Linked DNA regions of Homo sapiens: region 1 is linked to region 2. A link is a contact called in ENCODE Hi-C or POLR2A ChIA-PET data. All regions are on one chromosome and are shown on one strand. Each heading gives the region's core, a stretch centred on a gene start or an enhancer-like site at or near the end of the contact. The rest is flanking DNA. Distances are from core to core; before and after follow the strand shown.

Region 1 (2,700 bases), core at 142-2,641, 300 kb after region 2:
TTGGGCTGAGACCCCTGCTCTACGGGGGCATAAAACGCACAATATTGTGAGAATTCAGGAGCACGAGCTTTAACTAACAGCACAAGGCATATCACGTGAGAGTCATTCAGTGGCTGGTATTCACTGATCTCTATCAGAGCAGAAAACAGGTGCTTTTCGTGAGTGAAAGCAGGAGGCTGAAGGCCCACTGCACTTTTCTCGTGGGTGATTTGGGGTCTCTAACCAACACCTAAGGCAGCAAGCCATTTCTCCTCAATCCCTGAGTTACTCTGGTAAGGGAATCAAGTTTGCACTGCTTTTCATACTTTCCCCCACTAAATTTTATTATTTCCCTTTTGTTGGTTCTTTCTCTCTCAATTCTCTTTTCTAAGCTGACTCCATTTCTTTTCTGGAAATTTTCAGTATTGTGGGGCCTGGGTATTAGGGATTAGGAACACTTGCAATCTGAAAGCCTGTGTCTTAGGAAGGTGTATGCAAAGGGAATAAGTGGAGGGGAACCCCCTGTGAGCTGTGCAGACCAGAACAGGTTTTTCTCCTAAGGTAAGGGTGTTCAAGAGGAAAAACAATGTGCAGATATTAACTCTTCCTTGAAAGTTTGTTATGTAGAGTTAAAGATTGCAGATTACAGGCTTTAGAACCAAACTGCCTAGGCGCTAATCACACACTCAGAACCACGTGACTATAGATAGTCGCTAAACCTCTCAGATTTGGTAGCCTCATCCATAAAATTAGCGTGGTAATCATAATAGCAGATACCTCAATGTTATTGTTAAGATTTTTAAAAGTTAATATATGCATAGCCCTTAAATCAGTGCCTAGTATGGAATGGGTAATCACTGTTAATTTCTCAAACTTTTTATTTTGGAATAATTTTAGATTTAGAGAAAAGCTGTAAAGATAATACAGGGAGTTTCCCTATACTCTCCATCCAGTTTCCTGTAATTGTTAACATCTTACATATCCGCAGCATGTTTGTCACAACTATGAAATTAACACTGGCACAATACTACTAACTAAACTCCAGACTTTTTTTGTATTTCACCAGTTTTTTTCACTCATGCCTCTTTTCTGTTCCAGGATTCCATCCGGGATCCCACAGTGCATTTAGGCTGTCTCCTTAATCTCCTCCCATCTATGCCCATTTCTGGGACTTTGTTTCTTTTTCAAGACCATCACCCTTTGGAGGAGTGCTGATCAGGCATTCTGGATGATGTGCATCGCTTTGAGTTCGGCTGATGTTTTCTGTGATCGATTGGGGTTATGTTTTGGGGGTGAGTGCCATGGGGTGAAGTGCCCTTCTCATTGCCTCGCCTCGGGGGCACATGACTTCACCATGACTCAAGTCTGGTGATGTTAACCTTGAGCCCTTGGTTGTGGTGGCATCCGCTAGATTACTGCATTGTGAAGTTGCTATTTTTCTCTTTCCATACCCTTCTAGAGGAAGTGAGTCACCAGGTCCAGTCCACACTCACTAGGAGAGCAATGAAGCCCCACCTCCTGGAGAAGTGGCTGCATCAATGCTCCCCTGTATTACTTGTGGTGCTTCTGTGAGAAAGATTTGTCTCTTTTTCCCTATGTATTTGCTTATTCACATGTTTACTTATATTGGCATAGACTCATGGATTGTTCCAGCTTTGGCCATTGGGTACTGTTTCAGGATGACTCCTGTGTGCTTTTGATGTGTTCCTATTTTTTAAAGCATGTCCTCTGATGCTACAGGATGCTTCAGGCTGATCTGGAATTTCCCTTAATTCAGTTATTAATTCAGCCATAGGATTGTATGAGGATGCATGACACAGGGGACTTTTATTGTTTGGTCTGTCCAGGATCCCCCATCCCTGGAAGAACTCATCTCCCCATCCCTTGTGGTCCTAGGTTGTCCATCAGCACACCACCCCCAGTGGGCCACAGGAGGAAGGACTGATGCAAAGGGTATGCATTTCCACAGGGCCAGGAGGGCCTCCCTTGAGGTGGCTATGTGTATGTTGGGAAGGAGAGTTTCACTTTCCCTGTGCTGCTAAACTGGGAAGCTGGTGGTGGCCATCTTCCCCACTTCATGAGAGAACTTGCCTTCAGAAGAAGCCAATACAACAGGAGGCAGAGCTGACCTTGAGAGAGAGCCCTGCCTGTATGACAGCACCTCCCATCCAGCTCTTCTTGACACTCTTCAATGTTCCACCTACATGGACCAAGACACTCCAATTGCTTTTTAAGCTCATTGTGCATATGACTACATGAAGTACCTAGCATGAGGACCACATCTTTCTGCCAGTCCGGCCCTTCATAGAATTTACACCCCACCTACTTCGATGGACACCAAAATATAATCCTCACACTTGACCTAGACACACCCATTATGCTGATTGAAACAAATCAAACTTTAAAAGCACTTCAGAAGACTACTTTTTAGAATCTAGTAATCACCCTTGATTTATGCTTTATGCAAAATTACACAGATTTTTAATGAATTTTTGCACAAATCTAAGTATAAATACAGATGCTCCTGAACTTACAATGGAGCTACTTCCCAATAAATCCATCATAAGTTGAAAATATAGTGAGTTGAAAATGCATTTAATACACCTAACCTACTGAGCATTGTAGCTGAGACTAAAACATTCTCAGAACACTGACATTAGCCTACACCTGGGCAAAATCATCTAATCCAAAGCCTATTACAAAAAGTGGAGAATATCTTAT
Region 2 (2,700 bases), core at 130-2,629:
AGAACCAACCCTGTGGACACTTTGATTTTGGACTTGCAGCCTTCGGGACTGTGAGAAAAGAAATTCTTCTTCGATCCACCCAGTCAGTGGTATTTTGTTAGGGAACCCCTGGCAAACTAATGGATTCAGGGCCTGCTATGTTATCCCATTTAAGTTGTAAAAATAATCCCATTTTTGTGTTTTATCATCTTCAGGTGGGGAAACAGATGTGCAGAGAGGTTCACTAACTTGCCCCAAATCAGCAGCTAGGTAGGGCACGGTTAGGAGTGAGCCCACGCCTGCGCTTTTTAGGGTGCCATGGGCCTAGAAAGGTAGGGGCAGCGAGCACCTTCCCTCTTAAGTAAGTCGTAGAAGAAACCCATCTACCGACCAGTATGAAAGGACATTAGAAAGGGCAAATAAAAGAAGGTAGGTTCTTGTTGACTCTGAAAAAGTTTATAACATGATAGGTTTTTACAGAGAAATATATAATAAAATAATTAAGTAGAAATGCTAACCTCTCTTCTTAACATTTGATGCTCTCTTCATTGACCCTGATTTCTCATTTTGACTTTGCCTTGACACTACTTTTACTTATTCTTTTGAGCCAACCCACATCCTTTGGTGGGACAGTAATATTGAAAGATAAATACATTTATTCATGTTTCTGTAGCACTAATGGATGGGTTCAAATATACAGATATATGCGTCTCTTAATTCAGCATCTAAAATGGGTACTTTATTTCCTTCAGGCTATATTTTCATGAGCAATGATTTTAGACATTGTTTTAGGCCAGGTTTACAAACCTTGGCCAGAGGAGAGAGAAGGGGAGAAACCAATTTTGGCTGGCAAAGCTAAATCAGCCATCCCAGGAAACCCAGGCTCCCTGAGAGCAGGCATTGTACCTTACTTACACTTCTCCTATGTACCCCATCATTCCTGTCCCTGATTTCCTCCTGTCCCCCTATCTGCCCCCACACACATTTTGTTTGTCATGTCCCACCCATTCTCATTGGAAATGTAACATGAAAAGCCTGGTGGAAGGCACAATTCCCTGTTCTGATGCTTGACAAGCAGGCGTGACTGCAGCTTCCCCGGCTAAATTCTACCCTCTGCTTGAAGCGTTGGAACGCAGGTGTTCATTCTCTGAACATTCTAATGAAATGAGTCACCATGAATCACCTGAATCACCATGACAACTCATTATGGCTTTTCTCTGGGGGGGGATGGGGGAGCTTAGTTCATGTCCTAAGAGAAAATTCACCTTCTTAAGTCAACAAAATGATGTTTTAAAAGCCTGAAGGAGCAAATCGTCAGTAGCACATCTAGAACCACACCACCCCGATGCCACCAGGGTGGCCTGGTGGCCTCAAGCATGATGTCAGGTGGAGCTCTCTGCACTTTGCTGGCAGCAGATCTTCGCGGAGAGAAGCACGGGGAGGGTGACATGTGGTACAGAGCAGGAACGATGGCTCTGTGCGATAGCAGCAGACAAAGGTTGCCATGGCAAGCCTGCTCAGGAGGTAGGAGGGGATGCTGGTAAGGTCTGACGCTTCTGGCTGCTGATGCCGTGAGCAGAAATGTCCTTTCATCTTCAGTTTTTTTCGAAGCAAAAAATTGTCTTTTCTTCCACAAGAACTTTAAAACCCAATTAAGAGACCATTTTCCCAGACCACATTTGTCCAGCCTCACAACAACAGTTTGCCATTTGACTCAGACACGCATCACTGCGCTGACGCCCACAGCTGTGATTACAGCTCTGAGGGGATCAATAATGCAGGCTGGCTCACAGGCTGTCACCAGGCTCCTGTGCTCTTTGGGGCCTCACCAATTACAGACAATCAGCCTTGTCTGCTGAGAAGGGTGAGCTTCCGGTGGCAAACACAGATCCCATTTCTTCCTTTCATCCAGAAAAAAACTGAGTGGATTGGGCTCACAGGAAGATTGTGTTAAAGCGGGGGCTGAGAGATGCCAGGAATATTCCTACCCAAATGCTAAAGACTTGTATGGTCTCTCAAAAATGAGGTTGTCTTTAATGAAACGAAAATGCAGCCCATAGTAGCATGCACATCTCTGGACACCAACCCAAGCCTATGGTCAGGGATGAGCTGGTGTAACAGTCATAACTCTGGTTGTCTTTCCTACTAGCCTTGGCTTTAATTCACTTTTGCTGCTATGCATGTTCTACTAACTTTCTGGGACTCAATATCCTCATCCATGAAAAAGATTGTCCATAATCCAATCAATCTTCATAAATACTTTGAGGATGAAGACAATAACACAAAGCACAAGACATAGGCTAAAACATAGCCAAGCTCATAATTGCTATTCAATGAAAAGTAGCTCTTATTATAATAGACACAGCTTATATTATGAGGGATTGATAAGATTTTTTTGAGGAGTATATAATTAGAGGAATCATCTGCTGAAAAAATTGAATATGAAATTGTTTTTGTTATAAGATGCAATGACCTAGAAATGCTTCAATTTTTGTTTTGTTCCATTTGGATTTAGTGGGGAGCATGAATGTTAAACATGAATACAGCCAGGAGAGTCCTAGGAGGAAGGTGATCATCTTGGAAGATTGTTGCACTTCATCCTAAAGGGTGTCCTCCAAAATTTTTTTTATAAGAATGGAAAATTTGATGCAACACAAATATCTTAGGTATTATTTATATATTTATATAGATTGTGATGCATCATAGAAAATCATGGAGTAA

What was found. Hi-C counts contacts between places; a loop is a spot of excess contacts on that map. ChIA-PET counts read pairs that join two places held with the same protein, here RNA polymerase II (POLR2A). Pooled maps may share reads with other maps.
Region 1: a loop to region 2 is called in a pooled map, with 5 times the contacts of the local background. The contact joins the enhancer-like site here to the promoter of DDC-AS1 in region 2. A Hi-C loop is called at or near these places in 1 of 168 maps with a recorded cell type or tissue (PC-9) and 6 of 50 pooled maps. POLR2A ChIA-PET finds 5 or more read pairs at or near these places in 1 of 52 experiments (activated CD4-positive, alpha-beta T cell).

Annotation. Positions count from the first base shown.
Region 1 is chr7:50,825,565-50,828,264 of GRCh38, forward strand. No RefSeq gene overlaps it. Among named protein-coding and RNA genes, the nearest start is that of GRB10, 44 kb to the left of the region's middle. RefSeq lists an enhancer at 835-2,034. Within about 2 kb of position 1,392, at least 2 of the 41 ENCODE cell types and tissues checked have a DNase peak (open chromatin) inside an H3K27ac peak, as active enhancers do.
Region 2 is chr7:50,530,380-50,533,079 of GRCh38, forward strand. It overlaps DDC-AS1 (DDC antisense RNA 1), which reads left to right and starts at 1,380. Exons shown (of 5, transcript NR_033845.1): 1 at 1,380-1,503. All of the region lies in intron 4 of DDC (dopa decarboxylase), which reads right to left. RefSeq lists enhancers at 283-452, 301-470, 830-2,029.